2 separate regions of the Mus musculus genome follow, and region 2 is linked to region 1. The links are chromatin loops, found by intact Hi-C in ENCODE. Cell type or tissue: heart. All regions are shown on one strand. Each heading gives the region's core, and the rest is flanking DNA. Links, peaks and the distances in the headings are about the cores only.

Region 1 (15,374 bases), core at 4,402-12,401:
GCAATGAGAGGAAGCCAGTACTTCTGCCACCTTTGCTGAGGAGCTGTTTGGAGAGATCATAGTCTTGGTATCTGCTCCCAAGCTCGTGGGTCAGGGGAGGTAAGCGGGAAGAATCTGCTTTGCCCGTGTGTTTCATTGTGTTTTAAAAGTCTCATGGTTTCAGATTGACAGGGGCAGCTCTGTTCTGGAGCCAGTTGTTTTCCAGTTGTTGAGTAGACAGTAGGTTCCTGGGTCTCCCAGTTGTGCTGCATGCTGCGAAGAGACACCACGACCTAAGCAACTCTTATAAAGAAAAAAAATCATTTAATTGGAGCTGGCTCACAGTTTTCAGAGGTTTAGTCTATTATCACCATGGTGGGAAGCAACAGGCAGGCAGACATGGTGCTGGAGAAGAAGCCGAGAGTTCTACATCTTGATGCACAGGCAGCAGAAGGGTGGGGTGTGAGCAAAGACACTCTTTGAACAAAGCCACACCCACTCCAACAAGGCCACACCTCCTGATAGTGCTGCTTCCTATGGGCCAAGCATCACACACAGAGTCTATGGAGGCCATTCCTATTCAAACCACCACACATGGCTTCAAGAATTTCCTGAAAATTCATCCAAGAAACTCTTACCTCAGATACCCCAGTGCTTCTGAAAACTCCTTAGTAGGTCAGAATAAACCTTCCCATGCATGATTGAATAGTGGCCACTGTTCTCTTTATTTTAGTACATACCTTTCCTTGGAAATGAACCTTAAGTTTCTGTTTCATTCTAACATCAAAGTGCAAGCTGAAGGAGAAATGGACACCCCCCATTTTCAGTAAGAAAAACAATAATCATATACCATAGTTCCCTTCTAATTTCAAATTCTGGTTTCTGTAAACTTCCTAATGATGATAATAAGAGAAAAGTTTTTTCCCCCAAACAATCAAAATAGCAAAATTTGCATTGTTTGAGAGGGTGTTTGTGGAGTGGCATGAATTATAAGTGTTATGTACACCCTATCATTTAGATATTTGAATATTTAAGTCCAACATAGAAATCATAAAGATTAAGTCTGACATTTTGGGGGCCAATAGTTGAATTACCAATAACGTTCCAGTGATAAAACAGCTTTCCTTAACTTGGCTATTTTGAGGATGCAACTGAGAAGCAACGTTGAGACAGAGATGGTCGGGGGATGGAGGAAGGAAAGGCATTGATGTGTTTGATTATACAAGAACTCTGGGTGTCACTTCCAAGGGAAAAAATCCTTTTTGTACAAGGACCATAAGAACCTTTAAAAGCTGATGTATAGTGGTCTGAAGACTGATCTAAACTTTATATGTCAGCTAGAGAAATAAAACTAGCCAGTGTCTCCAACATATTTTAGTTAGAAGAAAACAAAGTGTGAAACACGAAGCATTGGTGAGTGAAATGAAGGCTCTCCGGGATTTGAGGTCTGTAGTGGGAATGGTGCAAGTGTGTTAGATGTCTGCTGAGTATCAGGCCTCTAACAGGAATGGTGTAAGTGTGTAAGGAGATGCCTGATCAATGGAAAGTCTGGTCAGTGTGTCAGTCACTTATAGTGGGTAAGGGAGACAGAGAGCCTGACCTGCTGGAATAAACCTTTAATCCCAGTGACTTGGAAAGCCTAAGCAGAAGGATCAAAAGTTCAAGACCAAGGTCAGCCTCGGTCACTTGGTGAGACCCCCCACATAGAAATAAACTGTAAACCAGGGCTGGATACTGCTCAGTGGTAGAACACCTGACTGGCTCTGAACTCAACCCCTGGTGATAGGGTAGGAAGAAGAACTGAAGGTTGTGGAGCTGTGAGTTTTGAGGAGACACTGCCAGTACTGTCAAGGTCTTGCATATGTTGTAGATCTGGAGAGATCACTGCATATGGTGATCTGCCAACCATTTGTCAATCGTAGAGGAATTTTTGATGTATTGTAAGAGCAGAATCCAGACTGTTGTATGTTGAAAGGTAAATGGGGTGAGAGAAATGGAGGTGTGAGCACACACCTTCCATTAAGAACATGGTAATAGAACAAAGACTGATAGGAGATAGGCGAGCACTGGTTGTCTTCCTTCGGGAGAAACTGTCAGGGAAGACAGAGAAAACAAATATGGAAGAGCAACAGAGAGAAAGAGTGCCAGCCTTCTTGACTTGAATATGTGAGCCACATGAGTCCGACGCAGCATCTCCAGCAGTGCAAGAGCAAGCGTCTGATCATAATAAATGAACGCCCATTCTAGAAACAAATTGTATTCTGATATTAATAGACTCGTGCCCCCATTCAATTACCACGATACAGAGAAATTTTTATCCATCCTGTCAGCCACTTCCACGGCAACTCTAATGTCCCATCTTTGTCTCGCTTTCCGTTTATCTCACCGTTCCCAATACGCAGCAACGTGCTTCACACTGTAAGGGTTTAATTGATATTGGGGAGCTGAGCTTAATTTGAAACTATGAAATGACAAGTGATATGGGAAAGTGTCAGGTTCCCTTATGTATTTACTTATCTGCTAACATCAGTTTTTCTTCTTTCCTCAGAAAGTTATCTATAATTGAAAGGATATTTTACTGTGATTCATTTGAACCTGTTCTATAGTACATTTCACCCCATTAATCACAGGGAAGATTTTAGCCTCATACCTTCATACGCAAAAATGGCTGGGGTATTGAGTTAGGATGAAAGCTTTTACCTGACCTTCGATTATATCAGAATCTTCTTGGCAAATAGATATTACTTGACTTAGTCTTAAAATCAAAATGAACATCGCAAAAAAAAAAATAACAACAAAAAAAAACCATTGAAATTATCAGTGTTGTGCTGTGTCTTCCTACACTGTTCTTGGATCTAGTTTCTAGTCCCCAGTCTGCAGGGCTGGCATTAATAATGTCATTGAGCAAAACCAGGAGCCTGGGTTACAGGGAATTATCTCATACCACTTTGCAGCAGGGCAAGGCTAGTGTGGGAGCTGGGCGCTCACTCGGATGCCTTTCTCCCCACTCACTTGCTCCCCATGGTGCAATACCTCACAGCTGCATTCAATAAATGCTCACGAGTGTCATTCTGTGCACTGGAGGATGGCTTTCTTCTCTCAGCACGCCTGGTGCATTAACAGACGCCCTCTCAGCCTTAAATGTTATATGGGCATCCTAAGAACCTGGCTCCCATGCGTGACAGGCACTAGAATAGATCCGTGCACACTTCAGGATGGCCACACCCAGCCTCGGCTCCACACTGCTCTAATTCTCTGTCACCCACTGTCTATTACAACAAAGTCAGCTGGCGGGCAAGAGCATTCGTCACCATGTCACCTGCCAATTTCGTTCCGTATTAATTCCCCTCTCTCCTCCACGTGAGCAAAGATCTAATCCTTTTCTATGTGACCTCATCTTCACTTAGACATGAAGGCGTGAGGCTGCCAAACATAGCAAGATCTAACTCTCACAGTGGCTAGACTATCATGGGCAATCGCTGAAAAGCCTGCTATTCTCAAGTCTTTCTGAATGGAAAATAAGTATATGTCTTAAGCTATTTATTTATTTTTATTTAATTTTTATAAATTTTTTTTGTAATTATTTTATATTTTATATTTTAAATGTATAAGATTATAAAATGTATATACAATTATAAAAATTATAAAATTTTAAATATATAAAATTTATAACATTTTATTTATAAAACTAAATTTTATAATTATTTTTATTTAAATATTTTTTATACTCCCAGTTTTATAACTTTTAAAATTTAATTTCATTTTTATTTTTATTCACTTTACATCCGCTCACTGTCCCCCTCCTGGTCACCCCTTCCTACAATCCTTCTTCCACCCTCTTCCCTTCTCCTTTAAGTGGGTGGATCTCCCCTAGGTATTATGACACTTCAAGTCTCTACGATGCTAAGTGTTTCCTCTCCCATTGAGGCCAGGTAAGGCAGCCCAGCTAGAAGAACATATTCCACACACAGGGAACAGCTTTGGGGATAGCCTCCATTTCAGTTGTCCAGGACCCACTTGAAGACCAAGTTGCACATCTGCTACATATGTGTAGGGAGGCCTAGGTCCAGCCCATGTATGTTCTTTGGTTGGATATTCAGACTCTGAGAGCCCCAAGGGTCCAGGTTAGTTGACTCTGTTAGTCTTCCTGTGGAGTTCCTATCCCCTTAGGGGCCCGTAATCCTTCGTCCTATTCTTCCATAAGGGTCTCCAAGCTCCATCCACTGTTTGGCTGTGAGTGTCTGCATCTGTCTGAGTCAGCTGCTGGGGGAGCCTCTCAGAGGACAGCCACGCTAGACTCCTGCCTGCAAGCATGACAGAGTATCATTAATAATGTTAGAGACTGATGCTTGCCCATGGGATGGGTCTCAAGTTGGAGCAGTTGTTGGTTGACAATTCCCCCAGTCTTTGCTCCATCCTCTGTGCCTAGTCTTCTTGTAGACAGGATAAATTTTAGGTTGAAAGTTTTGTAGGTGTGTTGTCTCTATCACTCCACTGGAGTTCCTGCCTGGCTACAGGAGGTAGCCTCTTCGGGTTCCATATCCCCAGTAGTGTGAGTCACAGCTAAGGTCATCCCCATTGATTCTTGGGTGCCTCCCTTATCCCAGGTCTCTTCCTCGTCCTGGAGATGCCCCCCACCTCCTCACCCCCATCAGCTGCAGATTTCCACTCATTTTATATACAATTGTATTTTATATACAATTATAAAAATTAAAATTTATAAAATTTGTGACACTGTATTTATTAAATTATTTATTATTTTATACTTATTTTTATTTATATTTTTTCAGTTTTAAAAATCACATATTATCCTGTCACTGGAAAGTTCAGTGCCGAAGCGTGCGACTGGGACACACGGGGCGGTGGCTTGCACACTGCAAATGTTGCTATTCCCCATGCTCACCCACATCGCCGCTGACTGTTTTAGAAGGCTGATTTATAATGACATCTAATGCTTGCAGATACCAGGTTCAAATTTTGGAGTCAATCAATACATATAAATTATGTTTCTTTCCTCTATGTTTTAAAACCACTGTATCTTTTTTTAGCTGATTCCTTCAGGTGACTTCTATTAATACTGCCCAGAGCCTCTGGGCAACTGTACTTCCCTCTGAGCAGTCGTTTGCTGTCTAATTAAGGCAACAAAAGGTTCCCTATGCTACAAGATCCTTTGTACGGATTTGAAGGGAGGAACCCACCATCTTTTAAAATATTTAGATGCATTAGATGCGTGGTACTTGATGCAAGAACTCTCAAATGTGACCAGGAAGACATGATTATTACAACAGAGTCTAATGGACTTCTGACTTAGCTACTGGTGACTTAGGAACATGGTGGCGCACGCCTTTAATCCCAGCACTCGGGAGGCAGAGGCAGGCAGATTTCTGAGTTCGAGGCCAGCCTGGTCTACAAAGCGAGTTCCAGGACAGCCAGGGATATACAGAGAAACCCTGTCTCGAAACAAACAAACAAACAAAAACAAAAAACAACAAAAAAGAATGTGTGCATGCATGCCTGTGAGTGAGTGCAGGGCATGTTCCTTCAACACCATTCCATCTATCTCCCGTGCTTCTCCTCAACGTAGGCAGTGCTGTTGGGTTGCTATAGATAGTTCCTTACTTTCCTATAGACACAAGCATTTTACACACACACACACACACACACACACACACACACACACACTTTAAATATACATTTATGGATTTCTCAACCTTAACATCATTGATATTTCCTCTGAGGAGAAAATATTCCTCACTGAGAGCCACTAGCATTATGATTCCGCCACTCCTGTCTCGGTGTTGATTTATTTTTCTCAGGGTATTTCCTACGTTTGCTTTTCCTTTACTCTTCAATAACAAACAGTATATACATACCCTTAAATAGGAGTGCTTTGTTTTTCTAGGACAGATTTGTACAAGTAAGACTGGCAGAGCACTCTCAGGTTGCCTCTTTATAGCCTGTAAGAATTCACCTGCCACCACAATGTCTCAAGTATTGCTCTACTCTCACCAGCAGTAGATAATAATCATATTTCTTCACATTGTTGTTAGGTGCATAAAAATGATGCCCTGGTATGACTTTGATTTGCATTTGTCTTGCTAATTCATAACGATTCATATTTAGAAACAAGGGACTTGTTTTCTTATAATAATCATAATCAATAGTCTATTGTCTTATATAGACCTAGACTTATCCTTTCCTATTGTACCTATTTTGCCTATTGTACCTAGTTTTCCTGGTCCTTTGAGAGTTCCATCTGTATTTTTGTTATACTTCTCCCTAACTCTTGCCCAATGAATCATTTTCCCTACCCTCCCAACTTCGTGCCATCTTAAAAGAGGGGGAAAAAAATCCTTCGAGACCAATCTGTGCTGCCCAAATATTCTTAGCTGTGTGGACTTCTGTTGGAGCGTGTCTAACTTACTCTCCCTCTTTCAGCAGCTAATGATTGCCACTATCCCCAGAACTAGCAGTAGGATTTAGGGCTCGCATCACATCTCCCCACTGGAGTTTGGTCTAGCCGGGATAGCACGGGGTTTGTACATGCTTTTACAGCTACTGAGCTCATAAGTGCGGCTGTCCTGCTGTGTCTAGATGTTTCTTGTAGTCCTCCATTGCTTTAAGCTCTTACACTCCTTCTTCCTTCCCTTCCACAAGGATCCCTGAGCCTTTTAAGAAGATTGTGGTATACATGTTCCCTTTAAGACAGCGCATTCTGCACTCTCTCACTCTCTGCACCTTGGCTACTTGAGGGTCACTAACTACTGTAAACACAAGATTCTCGGGTGAAGGTTAAGATGCATGGCTCCGTGGGAATAACAGTAAGTTGCCAAGAATCAGTTCAATATCATGGCTACTTAGCAGCATAAAAATAGTGGGTTCTCCCCCCCCCCCCCCCAGGGCCTATGACCTGTCTCGCCATAGGTTCTTGGCCTGGGACTGGTGCCAGGCATGGGTTTCATCCTGTGGAATGGAACTTATATCAAATCAGAAAGTGTTTGGCTCCTACCATGATACTTGTGCTACTATTACGCCAGTTGGGTATGTCTCTCCTGGGCAGTCATTATTATAGCTCAAAAGGTTTGTGTCTGGATATGACTGATGATCAATTTTCTCCTCTAGTAGCTTGAATGCACTTTCCTGCACTGTGGAAGCTAGCCAATCGGATAAAAGCTTTAGTCCTGTCCCAGCTTGATTTTCTACATCCTATGACTGAAGCCTGCCCGGTCCCCAGCAGTAGGGTTTGGCTGTCAATTTCTGAACTATAACCATGAGCAGTCGCAGTAGCTTGTAATGTTTGGGAGTCCATGGGACCTCTCTGAGTAATAATTCCAAAGGGAATAACTTGTACCAAGGGCTGTCTTAATTGTTATTCTTGGGTATTGGGTAGAGGCTTTTCTGCTTTCTTTTTTCACCAATTTGCCAGAGCTCTTTGTTAAGGATATTGTGATGGTTTGTATATTCTTGGACCAGGGAGTGGCACCGTTTGAAGGTGTGGCCTTGTTGGAATAGGTGTGACCTGGCTGGAGTAGGCGTGTCACTGTGGGTGTAGGCATAAGATCCTCACCCTAGTTGCCTGGAAGTCAGTCTTCCACTAGCAACCTTTGTATGAAGACATAGAACTCTCAGCTCCTCCTGCACCATGCCTGCCTGGATGCTGCCATGCTCCCACCTTGATGATAATGGACTGAACCTCTGAACCTGTAAGCCAGCCCCAATTAAGTGTTGTTTTTTTATAAGACTTGCCTTGGTCCTGGTGTCTGTTCACAGCAGTAAAACCCTAACTAATATAGATATTAATCCTTTTCCACATGTATTATAAATAAATTTCGGGATTATAAGTCATTGTCTTTTAAATTTGATTTTAGATGTAGTACCATCCCTTTATTTTGTAGGGTCCATTCTGTGGGGAAAAATTTAATACAAGATAAAAGGAGAGCATCTTGCTCAGAATTGTAACTTTAGCTGATAGTAGAGTAGAGCAAAGACAAGGCTCGGTTCCCCAGTGAGGGCTCCCCCTCAGCACTGCTCCAGGGAGCCAGTCTTCTCACTCTGCCCCATCCTACACTCCATCTGTGCATGTTTACAATAAAGAGGAAAGTCATCTTGAAAATGCAGGGCAGCAAGGGATAATAAAATATCGCAACATAAAAACGGAACACACGCCTTGAGTACATAGCAATTCTTTTTTACAATGCCCCTTTATAGTAATTCAAGCAACCAAGTAGCACGCTGGGAGATTGCTGGCCCGCTGGAACACTAAGGGGTATCAGAGATAGAGCAGATGGCTGTGGGGCATTCCTGACTGGGAATTCTGCCAGCGAGCATTCAGTCAAGAGGTGCAGAGTTACTCTGAGCAAGGCAGCCAGGAGACTAATATGCTCTGATGGCGTGATGCCTTTTTGCAAGCTGCAGGGCTGTTTATTCAAACAGTGTAGGAAACAGGCCTTTTGGAAGCTCCATCTAACATCTGAAGTAGCCCATTGCTTTGGAGTTCTCTTCCCTGTAAGAAAATGTATTAGAATAAACATTCTTTAAAATGTCATTTCATCTACTAAAAGTCTGTAATTTTGAAAAAAAAATCATCCAAAATTTATCCTCTATATTGAGACATTAAGCCCATGAACTTCTATAGGCACAATTTGCAACACTGTTTATAATACATGCTTGTAGCTGGAAACCCAGAGGAATGTGAAATGGTGACCAAGAACTTGTGTATTTGATAGAACAATAAATAAATAAATAGGAAAAAGAAAAGGTCTACCTGGTTTCTGTGTGGTCTCAAGGAAGCCAGTCAAAGCATTAACGTTTGATCATTTTCAATTAGGGTTGTGGGACGTGAATAGAGGAGATAATTTAAAACTACAGACCTAATCCAGGATTCTGATATAACCTTTTCTAAGGGATTTGGTCCCATTTACCATCTCCATCCAACGTGATGATTAGGTAGCCAATTTCTGTTAGGAAAGCTCTGTGATATCAGGGGTAAAATGGGCATAGAAAAGAGGTTGACTGACTTAAAAATCCAAAGAAATTTCTTCAAATTAGCTATTAGTCTGGGAAATACACACACACACACACACACACACACACACACAATGTAACTTCATGGAGAAGGAAATAAATACCTGGCTTTCCTATAAGCTCAGGAGTTAAAATGAAGATAGTCAGGGTAGTCTGCCTCTGTCCTTCCTTGGCCATTTGCCATAGTTTATTAGGGGTAAACGTCGGCAGAATGTCCGTTTAGAGTTTAATTTGTCATCCTTTACTAGAGCTATGTGTATATCCATCAGCTAGAGTCTGCCTTGGCAGCGAGTTCCTGAAGTGAGTGTGCTCTCAATATCAGCAACACTTTTAGAGTTTCACTGGATAGGATCCCCAGCTCCGGAGACAGATTTTCATCCAGGTGATCTTCGGCTCCAGTTTGAATGGGAATCACTGCATAGGGTTGAAAGCCCAAGGAAGCCATTTGATCGGGGAAATTTTATAATTACCTATTTCTTTTTTTATTAGGTATTTTATTTATTTACATTTTAAATGCTGTCCCCTTTCCTAGTTTCCCTTCTGAAAATCCCCTATCCCCTATCCCTTCCCCTCTCCCCCTGCTCCCCAACCCACCCATTCCCATTCCTGGCCCTGGCATTCTCCTATACTGGGGCATAGAATCTTCACTGGACCAAGGTCCTCTCCTCCCATTGATGATCGACTAAGCCATCCTCTGCTACATAAGGAGCTAGAGCCATGGGTCCCACCATGTGTTTTCTTTGGTTTGGGGTTTAGTCCCAGGGAGCTCTGGGGGTACTGGTTAGTACTTCTTAAAACAAACAAACAAACAAACAAACAAACAAAAAATTTCCAGTAAATTTTACATAACTAAAAAGGGTTTAATTCTTAATATACATAGCCATCAAGAGAGCTCATATAATCTTAGGAATAGACATTTACATACTTAAAGTGGGGTGATTAGTTTTCTAGAAAGGCAGATAGCTTTGGTCAGAGATTTGATTTCTTTCATTGTCAAGTCTCTTTTGGGAAAGTTTACATCTCTGCCTAAACATGAATTGTTTTCCCACCCATCCAAAGCCGTTGAGAGGGGCCAGTAGAAATAAGTGCTGCTGACTCATTGTGAAAAGTGATGTCACATGCGTTAGAGGAGACCTGCCCTTGATGGGGACATGGCTCAAGGCCATCACTTTGTGAGAGCTAGGAAGCCAAATCCACGCAGCTGGGCATATGCAATCTACCTGACTGGGTCTCTCCAGAGACTATCTATCTTGGAAATAGACCTCTTTTTGGAACAGAGGCAGCCACTGAACATTTTGCTGATTCCAATCTGGGGCTTCTCTATGAGTGGTATTAAAAATATTTACTGAGGGCTAAAGAGATGGCTCTGTGGTTAAGGACACTGGCAGCTCTTGCAGAGGGACCTGGGTTTGGGTGCCAGGACCCGCATTGTGGCTCATAAATCGTCTATAAAGTCAGCTCCAGAATCTCCAATGGCCTCTTCTGGCTTTTATTGGCACTATAAACACATGGTACACATATATAAATGTAGGAAAACATTCCTATGCATAAAATAAAAACCAAATCTTTGAAAAAATTTTTTAACAATACATAGCAGAAAGAATGGCCATTTCCAAATAAACTAGATAGTAAAGACTACTCTAGCTTACCAGACCCTATAAATGTTCAAGTTATTTAGAAGAAATCTGATGGATTTTCAGACTTGGAGATTTAGTTTTTCATGTGACCCAGATGTCACAGGCTAACTGATCCCCAGGTTTGCACAGGGACTGCATGGAGCTCTCCAGCAAAACTCCCATTAGCCGGATCATGCTTTGGTTCCTGGCTCTTGCGTTCCTCTAGGCATGGTGCCTGCCTTCACAGCCAGCTTACATGGTTCCAGCATGTGGTACAATCCAGCGCACTATACAACCTGCAGCTCTGGCCCTGCTGGTCATAATAACACCTACTTCCCACACCATGAGTCCTTCTGACTGAGCTGTGGCAGCACACAGGCTCCCCGCTCCTTCCCAACCCCTGACTGATACCCTACCACCTCCTGGATACTGCCAGGTCCAGCTGTCCAGCTCTGCTGTTGGGCATCATCGGCACATGCCACCATCATTCGTAGTTTCCATAAGTAAGAAATTGCTTTTCTTGTTCAAGGGCCCGGATCCTCTCCCAGCATCTGTTGATAAATGTGCAAGCTATATTAAAAAATCAGCCCATAAAAGTCTGCCAGAGGATTTAATATATTCAATGTCTCAATTATTACCCAGGTCACATTATGACAGGATACTAATTTGTTAATGGTCAGAGTGACATTCAAGAGTAATCAGCTTGAATTAATGAGTTGACATTAGAAACCATATTATTAATTGCATTTGCTGCTTGCCTCACATACTGCTTTATTCTTTGCAATGGGTGCAGAATTGATCCATACTTTAGCAATGTGCCCAGGGTCCTTCACACAGTTTAGTTCTGAGCCTCCATGGAACTGTGTGGCTTCCATGAGGTTGTGGGCTTGGCTCTACCCTTAAGATTGACACAGAAGGTATTTCAGTCATGAGCTCAGAAGACCTGACGCAGCTTTGCTAAAAGAGGAAGTATCTAAATTTGTCGGTTCCTATGGTTTAAAGAAACCATCTAGAATCTCTCAAATAGTATCTAGTATAAATACACTTTATTAAAAAATATAACTATGAAAGTGCATGCATGCCCTCTTCAGTACGCAGAAAATCAAGCATAGAAAAGACAGTAACTAGCACAAGTCACTCTTTGTATAAATAAAGAACCGAGAGACAGAGAACAGCAATGCTCATGATGGAGCGAGAGATGGCACAGCAGTGATTAGAAGTGTGCCTACATCCTCTCCAGGTCTTAGAGTTCAGATTTTCTCAATTAAGGCATCTTTATCTCTGATGACTCTGCTTGTGTCAAGTTGACTTAAAACCAGCCAGTACACAACTAACTTCTACAAGTCATCCTCTGACTTTCACTCTATTACTGGAGTAGGCTTACAGATGCACGTGAATGCGCGCATGAACACACACACACACAAATGCAAAATGTGAGATAAATAAATAGATAAATAAAATAAAATAAAGTAGGAGAAGGACCCTGTCACGAGGATCACAGTGATCCTGAACGTATGCCCAGGATCGTTGGGAAGGGAATTCTGGGATCCAAGAGCTTAGAGAGTTGAAATGGGTGGACACATTGATGCCTTTGGCCTAAAGATTCCTTGAAGGATGAGGCCAGAGCAGGGAGACAGCAGATTTATCTAACCTTGTTCTATGAAGGACAGGGAAAGATTAAGAAGCACTTGAGAGAATAAGCTGGGTATAGTATCTGCCATCCACCCCCTCCTCATCTTGATTGGGCACCAGAGTTGGTTCTGTTGATCTGACCCTGGTGGGGACTTTATCTTCCCTCATTGCTCCTCACTGGTTCTTCCCAAAGCCACACTATTATTCAGGGAGGCCTGCCACTGTTCACAGGTTGGGGAGAGGCTGGCATTGTCTTACTAGAATCCTTCAAAATCCACAGGCCTTGCTGTGCCTTCTTACGTAAACAGCCATTCCACCACCTGCGGCAGCTCTGTTGGGTCAATCCATCTGCTCTTATATCGGCTTTTCAATTCTGCCTTTTATAACTCTTCCAGCCTCCGTTGTTATCTGCACCACTGCTGCTCTCTATGAGCCTTTGGGATGTTGGGTAATCTTGACTACAAGTCAGCCCTTCAGTGTGCATCTCTCAGGTGTCCCTTTTAATATCTGAAGTGTTCTGTCCCTGGGGACTTATGACTAGAGATGATGAGTTGAGGATGCAGGCTTTTGAACAGGCTCAAGTCTGAGTCCCAGATGGTCTACTATTGTGAACTTCAAACTCATAAGCTTTAGTTTCCCCCTCTATAAGATCAAGACCAGACTCACCTTACCAATTTGCAGTAAAAATGAAATGAACTGTATATACGATATTTAGCTCAGCACCCAGCATGTGGTCAATGTTTCATAAACGTCCAAATCCTTGCTTCAAGGACATGTGAAGGGCATGTCAAAAACTTACAGAACATCCTCCCAAGTCTGGGAGCTCAGTGTAGCATGTAGGATCCTTTGGTGGCTCTCTTCTGCCCTGTCTCCTGTCTGTTCATACATGCCCCTGCCAAGAGATCCCTATGCATGTCACATGTGGCTCATGCTTTCTGGCCTATTCCTGTTATTCCAGCTGCAGAGTGTTTTTGGCTTCTGCATGGCCTAAGTGCTGGTCCTCCTCTCTCCTGGTCTCAGTTATGTCAAAGGCAGCCTCAGGGCTCACTTCTCCCAGAGAACCTATCCTGTCTCTCCTTTGCACTCTCTGCTCTACTTAGAGTAGACTATCTTTCCTACAAAGCTGCAAATGTAGTGTCTATCCTACCCTCTCTGCCTGAACTACCCATAAGGACCTGCTTTACCTAATAGAATATGGCTAGATGTGGTTTCTAGCTAATCCCAGGACTTTAGGAGAATTGGCAGCTTCTGTGTGTTATCTTAGAATGCTCATGCTGGTTAACATAACTTGCTTATTGGAAACCTGAGTACCTAAGGCTAAGGTGCAAGCTATCCTACTCATGAAGAAAGCTCATTTAGAAAGAAGGATGCGTTCCATTCAGTCATGATGTCCACCTCTGGTATCCAGCCTCCAAGATGGTCTCCAATGGGCTCCAGTGCCTGGTGCTTACAACGATTACTCAGTCTTCTTCTCTATAGTGCCAGGATTGGTCTGCTTGGTGAGTGGCGGACAACACAAGGATGAGGGGTACTAGATAGGGGGATACAGGACAAGTGGATACAGGATAAGGGGTTATGGGGTAAAGGGATACAGGATGTGGAACACAGGATAAGGTGGTACAGGATAAGGCAGATACAGGATAAGGAAGATATAAGATAGGGGGAACAATGTCTTTGATATATCTTCTATGTCTGATACTTCGCAAGCATTCTTAATAAAACAATCTTAACTAGTAATTGGGAAAATGGAATATTCAAAGAAAATAAAAATTATTTTAAAAGTTTTATAACCCCAAGGCCACCATACCACTGTATTATGCTATCACCCTTTAAAAGAGCTAAGATGAAGGTCCAGGTGAGTTCAACAGAAACCAGTGAGAAAGCGCATTTGGAAAGGTTGTGTGGAGGGCTTTGCAGAGGAGGTGTGAGTTGATTAGTCTTTTTATGTTTTGTGAAACAAAAATTTAAATTTTCCCTTTCCTCCTTCCAACCCCTCCAATAAACTACCCTTGCTTCAGCAGACTCTCAAATTTATGGCCTCATTTTCTCACATTGTTTATACATCTGTGTGCATATGTATGTTGTATGTATGTATACCTATATATATAAATACAACCTGCTCTGTCTATATAATGTTGCTAGTATGTGTGTAGGTCTGAATCTTTAAAGACAGAGCAAGGCTGATCACAGGGTGCCTGACTAGATGAGTAGAATCTGTTTCAAAACCTTGGCAGAGCAGTTCCGATCCATGTGATTGTCTGAAGGACGCACTATTGCAAACAAAGGCTCTGAAAGGCTTTCCTTACTGAACCGAGAGAGCTTTTTCTAACAGCCTGCTGAACTCCACAGTGCTACAGTGTTCACATAAAATGAGAAAGAAACAAAACAGTGCTCGCAGACGAACCGGTGCTGCCAAGTTGGTATTTTTAAAATGAAAAGACGTGGGCTCTGATCCCAGAAGGCCTCTCTGAAGGTGTGTTTAGGGACGGAGACAGACCCCAGTCTTTCACAGTGGTGTGAAATCCTAGCAGAAATCTGCCATGTCTCTTTAGGGATGTCTGCTGCAGGACTGCCTCAAGCATTCTTTCTAGTCACGACTCTGCCAGTGGCTCCACCCATTACGGAAATTGGGGCTTTTTTCCATCCCTGTCTTTATTACTTTAATGCTCTGGCTCCTTTCCAACCCTCATCTAAACAGCACTTCTATGCATCTGCTGAGAACAGGAATTGTGATTTTCCCCGTTGTTATCATTTGACAGTCTCACATTTAATAGAATTTCCCCCAGTGCTTCTAATAATCTGGGTATCCTGTGATCGAAACGTGATGTGTGTATACAGTAAGTAAAACTCTAGGTGCCCTGACTTGTGGATTTTGACAAGAAGAATCTATTCAAATAAGCAGCACCCAAACGAAGAACAAAACCATTCCAGCACTCAGGACTGCCTCATCCGTCTTCTGGCCCCAAGAGGAACCGTGATAACAGGCTACCATCTTGCCTGATTTGAACATATCTGTAATTGGGATCACAGTGCATTTTCCTGTCTGACTTCTCTCTCCCAACATGCTTGGGAGGTTGATCAGGGTGGTGGCCAATGCTGCAGTCTGGGCCTTCCTGAATGTCC
Region 2 (15,374 bases), core at 2,909-10,908, 53 kb after region 1:
GAGAGCAAGATGCAGTTCCCAGCCTCAGGGTGATTACTGAAAAGATGCCATACTGTGCCGCATGTCACATGATCGCCAGAAAACCCATTGTCTTATGACTAGGAATGTGAGCGCTCATTCTGAAATGAGTTTGTTGAAGACTATTTTATGAATAAAAGCATCCGATTTGTCAGTGTGTCATCGTGGGCAGCTCAGTCTTGTTCATCTTAAGACACCTAACAGTAGATTTCTTGGGATGGTGAAATTGAAACGGCTCTCTAGAGTCTGTTCAGTTGCTTTAGGGGAGAAACTTCAATCCACCGGTGTGTTTTCCTGGTTCTGTTTGTTGGGCTTTCTATCTGACACAGGTTCACAGAGCACATACTTGTTTAAATTCATCCTTTAGATTAGGTTTGATTGCAAGCATAAGGGGCAGCTCTCTTCCCTCTCTCCCTCCTCAATTGTATACAGTTTTCACCCATGGCTACATTTTTTTCTTTGCTTTTTAAATTTTCTTTTTCTTGAGAATCCAGTATAAAATTTTGCAGCAGATTGAATTAGGAGGGTCTTCCTTGAGACAGCTGAGAGCACCAAGAGGCTGAAATTACTGTTTAACCCTTGCTGAAAATGTCTTCATGCTATGTGAAGCTGCCATTTGGCTTTATCACAGTCCCCGCACATCGAGGGCCAGTTTGTAATCATTGCCTATCATGGCAGCTTACACTGTTGGGCAAATTGACCAACATAAAGCAAACAAACAGATCGGCTGAGTTGGGTAGTTTGCTCTTTCCTGGTTCTAAAATCTTCCATGCCAAGAAATAGAAAGATAGGTGACATATATTTTAAATTTGAATTAAAAAAATAGACTATAGAAATATTTTATTAACTCGTTGGCTACTAAATGAAGCTCTGTTTTTGTAGAGAAAGTGCTCCATTGAATTCTATATTGTGCCTTTTAGGGTATGTGTAGCCTAATTCCAATTAATCAATGTTCAAGGCTTGAATTTTTTAGCATTCTATTTTCTTTGTTTATTCTGTCCTTTCTACAATTAAGACAGGGTAAATAATTACTTTTTAGCTTTTAGTTTTGCAGATGTGTTATGAAGTGCTACTTTACATGATACCAGTTTAAAAGCTGTGGTGAAATATATATATATGCATATATGTACTATATATATGCATATATATGTATGTATGTGTGTATATATATATATATATACACCATAAATGTATTATTGTTCCCATTTTAGAGTGACAATAAGTATATTAATGCTGTTGTGCAACTATCACTGCCAACATTGAGAAGTATTTTCTCTCGCCTTCCACATCCAGTGAGTGGTGGCTCCATTTTCTTCCCTAGCTGCTAACAGTTACCAGGCCACCTTCTGTCTCTATGTCAATGACCACTCTGTTTCATATAAATGGAATCATGTAATATTTGACTTGTTATGATCTCCTTATTTCTCTTGTCATAATTTCCAGATGTTTCCTCCATGTTTTAATAGGTGTTAGAATTTTCTCTATCACTCAGGCTGAATGATATCCCACAGTGTGCATGGCTCTACTCAGCTATGGACACTTGGGATACTTCATATTTTAACTTTTATGAATTGTTCTCTTCCAACTTGGTATACAAATGTCCTTTTAAGACCGTGCTTTCAATTCTTTGGACCATATATCCAGAAGTAGAACTGCTGTATCCTGTGTTAATTATATTTGTACTTTTTTGAGGAACTGTGACACTATTTTCCACTATGATTATAACACATTACATTACACTCTACAATGAACAAGGGTACCAATTTCTTTCTTCCATCACCTGTGTGTGTGTGTGTGTGTGTGTGTGTGTGGTATAGGTGTGTGTGCGTGTGGTATAGGTGTGTGTGTGCACGTGCACATGGAGGCCAGTTGCTTGTCTTTTCAGTTACGTTCCCAGCATTCTGTTTTGGGGACTGGGTTCTCTCAGTAACCCCAGGGCTCACTTTCAGCTAGATTGGCCAGAGAGCTCCATGGATCTTGCTGTCTCCACCTCTGAGTTCTGGGATAATATGTGCGTGCCAGTATACCCAGTCATTTACGTGGGCCTAAAGCTCTAGATCAAGGAGTCTCTACACACAGAGCATACTGAAGTCCTATTGTTCACAGAAGTGCTCATGACAGGAGGGACAAGGCGGCTCCCTCTCACTTCTTTTCATAAGGCACAAACCCACTTGTTATAGCAGCACTTTCTTCACTTCCAATGCTGTCAGTCACGCTGGAGATTAAACTCCTGGAACTTTGGAGAACTACAACGCCCAGCCACAGCAGGTGCATTTACGCTAAAATGTTGCTTGCTGTTTACACGAGACATTTTAAACTTGTCTCATTGCCCTGTTATTTACTAAATGCAGCCGATGTCTAAATGCAGCCGATGTGTCTAAAGCTCCTTCATCTCACCATTAAAAAGCTGAAACGAAAGGAGCTGGGGTGAGGACTTAGCACCAGTGCTTGGTGAGCGAATGTGGGGCACTGAGCTTGGAGCCTTGTGAAAGGCAGGGTGTGCTGATTTGTGTGGGTAAACCTGGGGAAGCCAGGGCAGGGGGATCCCCAGAGTTCACTGGGCAGCCAGCCTAGCTGAGGTCATGAGCTTCAAGCTCAGCAAGAGACACTATGTCAAAAGTAAGGTGGAGAGTGGTTGAGGGAGGTATGTTGACCACTGACTAGCTAACCAACTAACTAGCTAACTAACTAGCTAACTCTCTCTCTCACTCTCTTACATACACACACACACATACACACACACACACACACACACACACACACACACACACACACACTAAAGAGAAAAAGGAAAGAAAAATGAAAATCTTTTCGAATCCCAGTCTCCCTTCACTAAACTTCAGTTTGAGGACAAGATAGGGGAGATGGCGTTGCTTTGTCTTCCACCCAAGTTCAAGAACACTCAAAAGACTAAAGTATGACACACAGGGGCTGGGCAGAGCAGGGCAAGGGAGTACTGTAACCACACCCAGTCCGAACTTTGTTGAACCTTGCTGATCGTTCATTTCCCCTGCTGTGAAAGATGATGTTTAGCTTTTAGGGTAGTCTGTGAAGAGCCACAAAATGCTACTAGTAAGCTATTCATAGGCAGACTCCGATTTTAAAGGCTCTGTACTACTTTGCATGCCGACTTTAAAAAAAAAAAGCCTTTTCTTCTCATCTCATATTTTGTAAAAGAAAGAACTCCATTCCTTTTTAATGAATGAATCTCCTTTTCTCTTCATCAAAATTTACTCCCAGAAGCAACCAAATAGTTCCTAGAGGATTTAACTGTGTAGTTACAACTGCCCTGTTCTCAAAGAGAGTCTATTTCTGGAATAGTCCTGCCCTGAGCCTGCATCATGAACTATCTACCTAGGCAGACATACAGTACATCACGTTTCGAAGGGCTCTGAGTGCCTTATTTAGTGCACTGAGGTCCTGTTGCCTCTTGAGGTTCTGTAAGCAAGGGGTTCCATGCTTTCTTTTGGTTCTGGGTCCTCCTAATTATATAATGCATATGCACATACAGTGTGTGCACACAGACCAGACCAGTGTGCATAGTTAGATTTTATTATGACCCAGGCCTGTTATTGTTCAGAGATTTCATAATTTTTCCCCAGACTGAAACACATCAGCAGACACCTGATTCCCGTGTTTGTCCCTCCCTCTGCACTGTGCCTGCCTCCGCCTGGCTGTAAGCATCCAGTGTGCATCGTGAGCTTGTGGAGCAATGTCACACAGTCTCCTTAGGAATGAATGGGTCTCCCATCTCATCATTGTCCCTGTGACTGTGGAGGAAGTAAAGTTTCTGGTTCCAGGGATGCCTTTATGGGGGCCCAGTAACTTGCTTATAAGATTCTGTCTTCTCCAAGATTCAGGTTTGGACGTCTACAAATAAGTGATCTTGGAAGGTTGACATATTTCCTAAGAAAAGTATCTGAGGTGTTGTACCCTTTCCTTTAAATTAGTCAGCAGGGTCATGTGACCTGTGAGCCTCTGCTGCAGAGAACTGCCAAATGCTTTGGCAGCTCATAGACAGGCGACCTGTTTTGTCACTTCAAGCTCTGTCTGTTCTCGTTAAAGGCATTCTTTTTCTGTCCCCCCCCCCCATACTGAGATTTGAATCTAGTGCCTCATATGTGCTAGCTAAGCACTCTACCAATGACACCAGTTCCAGTCCCAAAGCTACTCATGTTAGTAGTTCTAAGCATGCCCTTCTGCCATTTTTCTTTACTTCTGAATGTGTGCACCTAAGAGACGGTCTAGTGACTCTGGCAACCTTTCTATGAGTTTTTGGCACAAGACTATATGCTCTAGTTAATGTATACTAAACACATTACTGCCACATGGAACACTGAAGTAATTTAACCATAACTTTTAAAGACTCAGTTTTAATATGCTCGCTGGGTTTTCTGTGGGTCACACAGCAGGGGCAAGGAGAAACAGAGACTTGTGATGGTACCCACAGTCCTCTCTCTGCTTCTTAGGATCAGCCTCCTCAAAGACTCCCCACTCCTTGGAATCCTCAGTCTCTGCTTGGGCTCCCTGTGGCTCTTGTTCCCGGCTTGCTTCCCTGTAGTCAGTGATGTATTACCTCCCTGGCTGCCTTCACTGCCTAGACTGGCTTGGCCTCTGTGCGGTATTAATAGAACCTGCTGATGTTACCATGAGCTCTTACTGTCCTTGGGGAGATTAGAAAAAGAGTGAGGAAGCATGGGGGCTGGTGAGAGGACACTTCCAGGGACACAGCGTTCTGTACTTGCCGTCAATTGTCTCCTCGGATGCAGCCCTATTATCTTAGGATGGTAGAGAGTGCCACCCAAGTTTCCTTTCAGTTGGAAAGAGCTGGTTTCTAGGAGACCTCTTCATCTCCCCCTTTTAGACATGATCAGAGTTACCAGAGATGAGAGGAATCATTAGAAGTCAATTATTTGCAGTAGTGGGCAATTATAAATAGCATAAATGTCCGTCAGAGTTTGAGCAGGTCAGTTGGGTCATCCAAATCACAAAGCATTGTACAGCCATTGAAATAAATAAGGGGCAGGCATGAACAGGAAACCCTTTGGATACATGTTAACATTAAAAATTTACCAAGTGTTTATCAGAAGATATGGTATGCTTTTATTTAAGAGAAACTGAGATACATTTAAAAGTATGGAAAAATGAAGTCCAAACTGGCATCTTTGGGGAGTAAGTTGGAGAAGATCTTGGAGAGAGACAGAGACAGAAACAGAGACAGAGAGACAGATAGGCAGAGACAGAGAGAGGCAGAGAGAGAGAGAGAGAGAGAAAGAGAGAGAGCATTTATTTTGCATTATTTGCCCCACCTTTAATCAGAGTTGCCCAAGATACTCCCAAAGCATTATAGGCTGGTGCTACTTCCCTTTATTTTCCCCTCAAGAGGTGGGAAGTTAAGTCCCTATTGCTGAAGACACTAGGCATGGCAGACACAGGACTCAGAGGATCTGAGCTGGACCTGAATGTCCCCAACCTGAAGACCGATGGTCCCAGAAGGCTCCATGGAAGCTTCCAAAGCAGGGAAGCAGCCAAGAGTGAAACCCATAGAATACTGATGTACCACAACAATGACCAGTATGGCACAATAACCCTGACTAGGGCAGTAGAGGCACATATGCCTTGGTGGTAGCCAACAGCTGGCTGGCTTAAGTCCTACTCACTAAGAGGAGAATGATGGTTAGTATTGGAAGCCTAGCCAAGTGTTCAGAAGTACTGAGGTCATGGATCCTGGATGAGAACCTGCAAGTGTCACTTTACTAAACCAGCACAATTCCTAATAACTATTCCTTCTATGGTCTGCTCAATAGTAACCTAGCAACAGCCAGGTAGGCCTGGTTTGCTATAAAGGGGTCTATTTGGCCTCTCCCTCTTTGTCTGACTCTCTGACCCTTTTTTCTCTCTCTCCCCCCTCTCCCTCCCTTCCCTCTCTCTCCATATGTTCCTGACCAGTCTCTCTCTTTCTCTGTCTGTCTCTTTCTGTTCTCTCTCTGTTTCTCTCTGTCTTTCTCTGCCTTTACTCTCTTCTCAACTCCCCTTCCCATGCCTCCAAATAAACCCTATTCTATACTAGACCAGTCCTATGGCTTGTATCCCTGAAGGGGGGATTTCTCAACATGGGCCCACTGAGTCACCCCCTACCACCGCACTATACCATGCTCTATAAAACATATCCTTGGTTCTATAAAACACTCCACTAAATACTCATCCTTATACCTACGTAATAGTATAGTCCTCACCCCTCACCAAGAAAATGTCTTTTTTGCAACAGATGGAGACCATTACAGAAAATCACAACTGATCAAAACATAGAGCTGTGGACCTCACCAACTGCAGCCCAGAACCTCAGCCTGCTTAGTTTGTACATATGAGGAAGCAGGTTTATTGCTTACAGCTGAATAAGGAGGTGTGCTCATGGTGTAAGGATGAATCAGGGAGCAGATTTAGCTAGTCCCAGTAGGAGCTCTCCGTAGGGGATCAGTCTTGGGTGCCTCTGTGGTTGACAATTTCTACCCACACTGTAGAAACTCTGGCCAGAAAGCGTCTTTTCCATCCATACCTCTGAGTCTCATCTGGGGAGGCTGTTTTTGTTTTTGTTTCTTTTGCCACTTCCATGGCTCTGAGACATTATGATTCTTGACACATTTATGCAACACCACACAGTCACGCAGGCTTCTGCCACTTCCACACTGCTGTCTCACTGCTCTCTTAATTTACAGTTTTCTGATGGCACAGGAGATTGGGTGGATTTCCGTAGTCTTATTTGTTATCTGCACATCTTCTTGGTCCAGTATTTGTTCAGAACTATTGACTGAACATTCCAATGGAGTTTTTTCTTATTGTTGAACTTTCAGAGGTGGTATTATCGTTTTAAAAACCAGTCCTTTATCAGTTGTAGAGTTACTTTTTGTCCTCTCAACAGTCTTTTGCAAAGCCCAGAGCATTTTCTTTAGGATAACAGAGAAGCTCTTACTAAAACCTCAGGCTTTCTGAAGGTCCCCAGATAAGTCCTGTGAAATGGTCACTAGATGCTTTGAAGGGGGAATCCACACTTGATGGCAGAGTCACAAGTGATATTTGTGATGGCTCCAATGTTTGTTTGATGCTCCCATTGTCAAACAATGAAGCTTGTCTCTCTAAGTCTCTGTGAACTTGTTCTAAAGAACCAGTCAACTGCTTTAATAAATGCAGTTAGAACACCAGAAAAAGAGAAAGAAAGAGAAAAAGAAAAAGAAAAAAGAAAAGAACTCTTAAAATTAAGATAAAACTACTTTCTCTCAAAAAATAAAATGAAATTGACAACTGCTTTCATTGACAGAGATTTTACTTATGCTACACTGGGGTGGGAGGGGGGAAGTTGGTGAATACAACCAAAGATGATTTTTATAGTTTTAAGAAGGCTTTAAACCTTTCTCTACAACTCAAATACTAATAGACTCTCCTTACTCTATGTCAGTGTGTCAGCAGAAAGCACACATTTCTAACATGCACTTACTTAATCCAGAGACCTGCCAGGGCCTGGGATTTTCTTCTGCATTGTTGTAAAGACTGTCCATTCAATACGAATACACAAGGAAGAGGTCTCAAAAGAACAGATCACTTGATGGTCGGAGTAGCTATTATTTTTGGCATGCAGTATAATTCACACTCTAGCTGTTTCTAGGGTGTGGGCTTTGTTGGTCTCCACATCTCTGTTACATCAGTTGCTGCTGCATCATCTGGGTTAGGAGCCCTCAGGGGCTGCAGCAACAGAACAGCCCAGATCTACGGCGCTGAGTGACCTCTTACCCTGAGACATTTCTGAACATCCTCTTCCAAGCCTGGCTGTGTCAGGGTTATAAATCTTGGTAATGAAATGTACTCTAGAGCTGCTACTGTGTTGCTTTCTGGAAGAAGTCTGTAAAAGCTCCTGCTTCAAAGAGGGAACCTCATCCCAAGGCTAGTAGTCGCCACATGAGAATAGCAGGCATTTGCTATGGTTCTACCTTGATAAGAGACTGCTTTACTAGAGAGTTCTGGATTCTGTTGAGCATCCTGCTGGGTAGCCTTGAGCATCCTGCTGGGTAGCCTTGAGCATTCTACTGGGTAGCCTTGAGCATTCTGTTGGGTAGCCTTAAGTATCTTGTTGGATAGCCTTGAGCATCCTGTTGGGTAGCCTTGAGTATCTTGTTGGGTAGCCTTGAGTATCTTGTTGGGTAGCCTTGAGCATTCTGTTGGGTAGCCTTGAGCATTCTGTTGGGTAGCCTTAAGTATCTTGTTGGGTAGCCTTGAGCATTCTGTTGGGTAGCCTTGAGTATCTTGTTGGGTAGCCTTGAGCATTCTGTTGGGTAGCCTTGAGTATCTTGTTGGGTAGCCTTGAGCATCCTGCTGGGTAGCCTTGAGCATTCTGTTGGGTAGCCTTAAGAATCTTGTTGGATAGCCTTGAGCATCCTGTTGGGTAGCCTTGAGTATCGTGTTGGGTAGCCTTGAGCATCTTGTTGGGTAGCCTTGTGCATCCTGTTGGATGGCCTTGAACATCCTGTTGGGTGGCCCTGAACATCCTGTTGGGTATCCTTCTCACATCCCACTCCCAGCCTCCCTTCTCTGCTCTGCCTCCATTCACCTCACATACAACTTTAAGTTACAAACAACATTTATAATTGATTTTATAAAATTTATTTATTTGTTTGTATGTATAGGACTGTTTCATCTGCATATACGTGTTCCTGATGCCTGTTGAGGTCAACAGAGGGTGTTAGGTCCCCTGGAACTGAAGTTACTGGTGATTGTGAGCCACCATGTAAGTGCTGGGAACTAAACCTGGGTCATCAGCAAGAAAAACAAATGATTTTAATCACTGAGCCATCACTCTGGCTTCAAGCATTTTAAATTTTAATTAAGTCCAACTTACTAATGTGCTTTCATGGATCTTACTTCTAGTTTTGCATCTAAAGTGTCACTGTCAAGCTCAAGGTCAGTTAGATTTTACCCTGTGTGCTTCAAAAAGTTTTGTAGCTTTTGTTTATTGTATTTATGTCTATGACCCAATTTGGTCAATTTTTGTTAAGAAATTTAAAAATCTAGATTTATTTTTGCAAGACTATGTGTGATTGTCTATTATCATTTACTAAAAAGCCTATCTTTGGGGCTCTCTAGTTCATCTCTCAATCTAGGTGTCCAGATCTTTTTCCGATGCATTCCTGTCTTTATTATTGTAGCTTTTGTTGTAATTCTTGATGTCAAGTAGAAGGTACTCTCTGACTTCGCTCTTTTTAAAAATTATTTCTTTTCATTTTCTTTAGACTATAATATAATTACATCATTTCTCCCTTCACTTTATGTCTCCAAACTCTCCCATAGACCTATCTTGTTCCCTTTCAAAATCATGGTCTCTGGGCCCAGGGATCATTTCAGAAGAGGAGGCAGAAATACTGTGAGAGCCAGAGAGGCTCAGTGTTTGCTGTGAGGTTGTATATCTGAGGATTGTAAGCAGAGAAGCTACACCCATAGAGTCTCACCGACATGACTGCCCCAACCTGAGCCAAACAAGGACAACAATGGATATTGTCTTGTTCTTTAATGTATGTTGATATTTGGCTTCCTATAGGACTTTAGAACCAGTTTGTCGATGTCCACAGCATAGTTGGGGGTGCGTTAACCAGATCACATTGACTGCATAAAGTTAGAAAGAATTGACACATTTGACTATTGAGTCTTCTCATTTGCGAAAAGAACTCATATTATTTTTAAACTCAATTTTCTATATTATACTGCTGGTATAAAGAAACATAGTTAAATCTCCTATCAGCCTTGTGTCCCACAACCTTTATAACTTCATTTATTCGTTCTGATAGATCCTCCTTCATAAGTTCCTCAGTATTTTATGTATAATAATAGTTACTTATAATTAGAGTTAATTGGATTCATCTCTTTCAGTCTGCATGGTTTTTCTTTCTTGTCTTATTTTATAGTCTAGGGGCTTCAGGATAATGTTGACTAGAAATGGAAAGACATAATATTCTTTTGTTGCTCTTAATCTTAGGGAAGGGCATTTACTATTTCACAATGAATATGGTGAGAACCAGTGGGATTTATATGGTTTTATTATCATCAGAGTTGATAAGCTTCTTTTGTTTCTAAGTTGCTGAAATTCTTTAATGAATGCATGTGTATTTTATCTGATGCTTTTTCGACTCTTCTTACTGTTATACCAATATCCTTAGAAATATAGACTACTATGGTTTTTAGTTTCTTCTCATTTAGATTTGCTGTGAAATGCTGTGTGGCATTTTTAAAAAAGAAATATATCAATGTTAACCAGGCTTTTGCTAGACTTCCTGAATAGTTGTTTGTCATTACAGTTTTCTTATTTATTTTATAAGACTTCCTGCTTCTTATATGTAGTTGTATTTCCTTAATTGCCCCTAATATTCAGGTAATTTTAAAATAGATATTCTGGAAATTTTACCTAGAGAGGTAGAATTATCCAGGACCCTTTAAAAAGTAAAAAAGTTGTCTAGCAACTTTTCCTGTTTCAGTAGAATATGAGGGCTAGGTGCCCATTTGTTGGGGATTTAGCTTACTGCTTATATTATGCTAATTGGGTTCTCAAAATTGCACAAGAATCCCTCATGTAAGATACTTAGGGTCACTGTCCTCAGTTGACTTCGATTGGTAAGGAAAGTTGCTGGCGGCCAATGGCTAAGCAGGAAGACAGAGGTGGGACCTTAGGGCAAGGGACTAAGAGAAAGAGGGTTTGGAACCGGCATGCTGGGAAAGCAGAAAGACCAGGCGTGAGAAGTGCAGGACAGAGAAACAGAGAGACTGCCAACATGTAAGAGTCGGGGATCATGGCCCAGGAGGGCTGCAGGCCTGGGTCCAGGGTGGCCATTTTTAGAAAGTAATAATTCAGGAATATCAGAGGGAAGACTGTAGCTGCGGGGAGGTTTGGAAGTGCCTAGCCATGGAGCTGTTTAATGCATATTAAATATAAGGCTGTGTGTGTGTGTGTGTGTGTGTGTGTGTGTGTGTGTGTGTGTGTGGTTCGGGAACCGAGAACACTGGGTTGAGTAGCAAGGAACTTGCGCTGCCTTGGGATGCTACAATATTTGGTTAAACATTGTTTGGGGGTGTGTCTTTGAAGCTATTTCTATATTCGGTCACCATTTGGATCCATAGTCTTAAGTAAAGCAGGCTGTGCTCCCTAATGAGGATAGAACTTATTTAAAGACTGAGTAAAAAGTTGAAAAAAAGAAACATTTTTATATGAGACTGTCCTGTGGCGAGGCCACTGGTTTGTCCTGTGGCAAGGCTACTGATTTGGCTTTGGATTCAGACTTAGATTCCATACAGAGCATTCTGTATCATGGGTCTGGTGTTCTCAGCCTCCATAATCGTGTAAGCCAATTAACTGCACTAAATAACCTTTATATTCATATCTGTACCTGCGTATGTCCTAATAGCTGTTTCTGGCCAGTAATTACTTCTTGAGCATGGGAACTGGCACCCTGTCACTTAGCCCACAGTCCTATAAGACCTATAACGCACATGACAATCTGCATAAGGTATTGTGCATCTTTCCAGTATCCCACCACACATCTAGTCACTCAAAAAATTAGTTTCCAGTGGTTTGAGCTTAGAACTGAGGTATATTTCATGTGAATATACCAGCGTCTGCGTCTTCTTGAAGTGTAATGTTTTATAGGAGTGAAATTCCTTTTAAACAAAGAGAAGGCTACATCATCCGTGGAGGTGACATTTACCTGTTTGTGGTGTTTAGTTACTGAGAAGAAACCCATCTTTATCTAATTGGTGTTTGTTAGATCTCTGATCTTCTTCAGTTACATACTTGAAAACATAGTTTGGAGCCAGGCTTCATGGCATGTCCCTGCAACCCGAGTGTTTGGGAAGCCGAGGCAGGAAGGTCATATGTTTGAGGCCAGCCTGTATTAATAATACATGGTAAAACCCGATCTCAGTAGTGGGGTGAGGGAGGAAGGAGGGGGAAGGAAGAAAGGGAAGGAGATTTGGAGATGTAGTTCAATGGTTGTCTTAGACAGGGTTTCTATTCCTGCACAAACATCATGACCAAGAAGCAGTTGGGGAGGAAAGGGTTTATTCAGCTTACACTCCCATACTGCTGTTCATCACTAAAGGAAGTCAGGACTGGAACTCAAGCAGGTCAGGAAGCAGGAGCTGATGCAGAGGCCATGGAGGGATGTTCTTTACTGGCTTGCTTTCCCTGGCTTGCTCAGCCTGCTCTCTTATAGAACCCAAGACTACCAGCCCAGAGATGGTCCCACCCACAAGGGGCCTTTCCACCTTGATCCCTAATTGAGAAAATGCCTTACAGCTGGATCTCGTGGAGGCATTTCCTCAAAGCTCCTTTCTCTGTGATAGCTCCAGCCTGTGTCAAGTTGACACAAAACTAGCCAGTACAATGGTAGAACATTTTCTACCAGTCAATCACGTGCAAAGCCCTAATCTCTCTTTCCCTCACATCTAAAAAGTTATTTAATGTAATTCAAGTAGTATCTTAATATTTAAACCTATGTGTGAAGGTAGGTTATTTTAACTATGAATAGATTTTAATAAGACAGTATAAAACTTATTCTAGTCTTTGGATTTTTGGACAGTTTTTAATTCTTTGTATTTTAGTGCTATGTAATAAAATGATACATATGGTTGGAAATGAGGAAGGAATGGCTTATTGCTTAGGGAGTCTTTCCACATCAGCATTGAGTCTGAAGGGAGCAGATTTGTCTGTGACAGTGGTGTTTGCAGAGAATGTACAATCCTTTGTCATGACTCTAGCTCTTGAGCCCACTTGAAACGGAAGGTGGGGGCTTTAGCTGGGAAGGCCTTGAGCTTTTCAGGGTGTCTCTGATTATTTTTTAGTAAGAATAGGTAAGTTTTGAAGGGGAGAAAAATAAAAGTATGTGTTCAATTTGGTAATCTAATCTGGCATCAAACTTCCTATGTAGGCAAGGCTAACCTTGAAATCTGAATCTCCCTGCCTCCACCTTCCATGTGATGAAATTACAGGCATGCACCATACCAGCCAGCTTTTATTTTTATTCTTAATTTTAAAATATCATCAAATGAAAGTCTCAGGTTATGATTACCTACCTGCTTACCCTAGATTTTCAACAACTGCTGTTTTCAAGAACTCAAGCACATTTTTCTCCAAATCTTAGGTTTGCCATTTGTAAATTGGGCATTGGGAGGGAGGGAGAGACGTAAAAATCTTTCCTGGGGGAGGGAGAAGGCATCGATGACTGCAATTTATCTTGAAATGCATAAAAAAATAAGATAAACTGTTGGATGAATGAGTGTATAATAAAGGGAGAGAGAGAGAGTGTGCGCTGCTGAGACACCTGGTGGATTCTTGTGACTTCTTCCTAACATGCATGAGCTTTTAAATCCTCCTATTCTTAAAGTTCATTGTCAAGCAGTGTTTCCTATGGGATTCCCTGCCTTCATTTTCTGGGGACACTAGAGACTCTAGAGCAGTGCCTCTCCACCTTCCTAAGGTTGCAACCCTTTAATACAGTTCTTGACATTGTGGTGACTCCTATCCATAAAATTATTTTTGTTGCTACTTCATAACTGTAATTTTGCTACTGTTATGAAGAGTAATGTAAATATCTGCTATGCCACATATCTGACATATGACCTCTATAGAGGTCATGATCTTGTGGTCTCACAGGCTGAGAGCCACTGCTATGGATGGCAAGTTTAGTTGCCCACCATGATCAATGAATTTGAGGATGGGATGATTTTCCTGTCAGCGAAAACTGATTTAAGGATAATTCCGAAGAAAGAAATCAGAAGGCTTTGAGAGGATGGTGTAGGAGAGAAGAGAGCATGCCTTCTTATGTGCCTTCTTTTCTACATGTGGAGTGTGGATAAGAACTGCCCAGTCTTTATCTGTGAATGCAGGCACTGTTACTGCTGGGGCAGAGCCCTCCTCTTTTATTGATAAATTCATTACAGCTAATTGTGTTCCCGAACATGTATTATTGTGAATGAATACATAATGATGGTGGGCCCTTTGGGGTGTGGATGTGTGTGCAGAAGAAGCTTAGATTGTATTCAGAGACAGTAACTAAAAAAAAAAAAAATTGAATCAACAAAGCCATATAAAGGCTAGCATCCGCCTACCAGCAGGCCTGAAGAGAGAAGCTTATGATTAGCGTTGTAAATTAAACATAAGACTTGTATAACTAATCAAAGATTAAGGGAACGTTTACTAATTCATTTGATCTCAATTTTTGATGGGGGGGGACATTGTGCATCTTCTTGTTATTACCATATTATTTCTTGTTATCTTATTATTATTTCAATGATTGGTTGGTCTCTATGTCAGACATTAGATGTAACATACGATCTATTCAATGAGACTCCCAAATAAGTTAGAAAATTACTGTTCCTATCACACCTCATCTGTTGCTTTAGAAAAATAAATAGTTTCAACATGATTTTGAAATTAGGTATCATAAAGTTTACAAATCTAAGCATAAAGCTATCTTTTTATAAAGATTGTATCGTGCCTGAGTTATTGAGAATGTTGGAGATGTTTTAAAGTTATTTCCATTGTTTTTCTAGCTTTCTGTGTAAGTGCCTTCAGTGTGTGTGTGTGTGGGGGGAATCTTTATTCTTGCTAATATCAATGGGTTGTGACATCTTCACTCAGAAAGCCACAACACAGCTAACAGCCTTTCCCGGGGTCTCCTGGTCACACTGCTTTTCTGCTTGGTAGGGTGGTTTCTTGCATTCACAGGAGAACTAACCACTGATTTTCAATCTGTCTGACATACAACAACACGGAACTCTCTTTATAACATTTTTCCTGTCTCTTTGACTGACAGCATTGAGAATCGAGATGTCTGCCTCTTCAAGTGTCAGCTTCTCAGGCCAACCATCACGCTGATGTTTGACCCACAGGCCATTTGGCCCCATCATCCAGGCAGCTCAGCTCCCCGTCTCTCCACCCCACTGGCATCCCCCCCACCCCACACTGATGCAAGAGGGATTTGTATAAGTTTCAGGCCATTTGTATTTCTCTTATTTACCCCAAAGCACAATTCTCCCGCCCCAACAACATGTGTGTATTCCTTAGGAAGACCAATTTCTTATAGCTCAGAAGCAATGACACCCCAGCTCTTATTTGAATTTGAATTGCTCAAAGTCTTCAAAGCACAGGCTTGCCAGCAAATTGCCCGTGATATTTCATTTGTGAAATGCCTGGTGAACATTTATACTGTCAATAAACTATAAAATTAGCAAATGTTTATTATCTCTTTCAAAAATTGGGATAACCGTGAAAAGAGAAGCTGTCAATTACACATGGCATTTAATTTTTAATCCTGGCTTATGTA

Evidence for each region. Peaks named below come from ENCODE experiments on the same cell type or tissue, not always from the same donor. Only the 100,000 strongest peaks of a DNase experiment are listed, where the experiment ranks them.
Region 2: a loop joins it to region 1, with 2.3 times the contacts of the local background. A loop is called at or near these places in 3 of 42 quality-filtered maps.

The regions. Positions count from the first base shown.
Region 1 is chr13:96,168,666-96,184,039 of GRCm38, reverse strand. No RefSeq gene overlaps it. Among named protein-coding and RNA genes, the nearest start is that of Gm29543, 44 kb to the right of the region's middle. In heart, for the core only: no CTCF peak of the experiment used is centred there; a DNase peak (open chromatin) is centred at 8,289.
Region 2 is chr13:96,114,499-96,129,872 of GRCm38, reverse strand. All of the region lies in intron 1 of Sv2c (synaptic vesicle glycoprotein 2c), which reads left to right. Among named protein-coding and RNA genes, the nearest start is that of Sv2c, 10 kb to the left of the region's middle. In heart, for the core only: no CTCF peak of the experiment used is centred there; no DNase peak of the experiment used is centred there; H3K27me3 peaks cover 834 bases.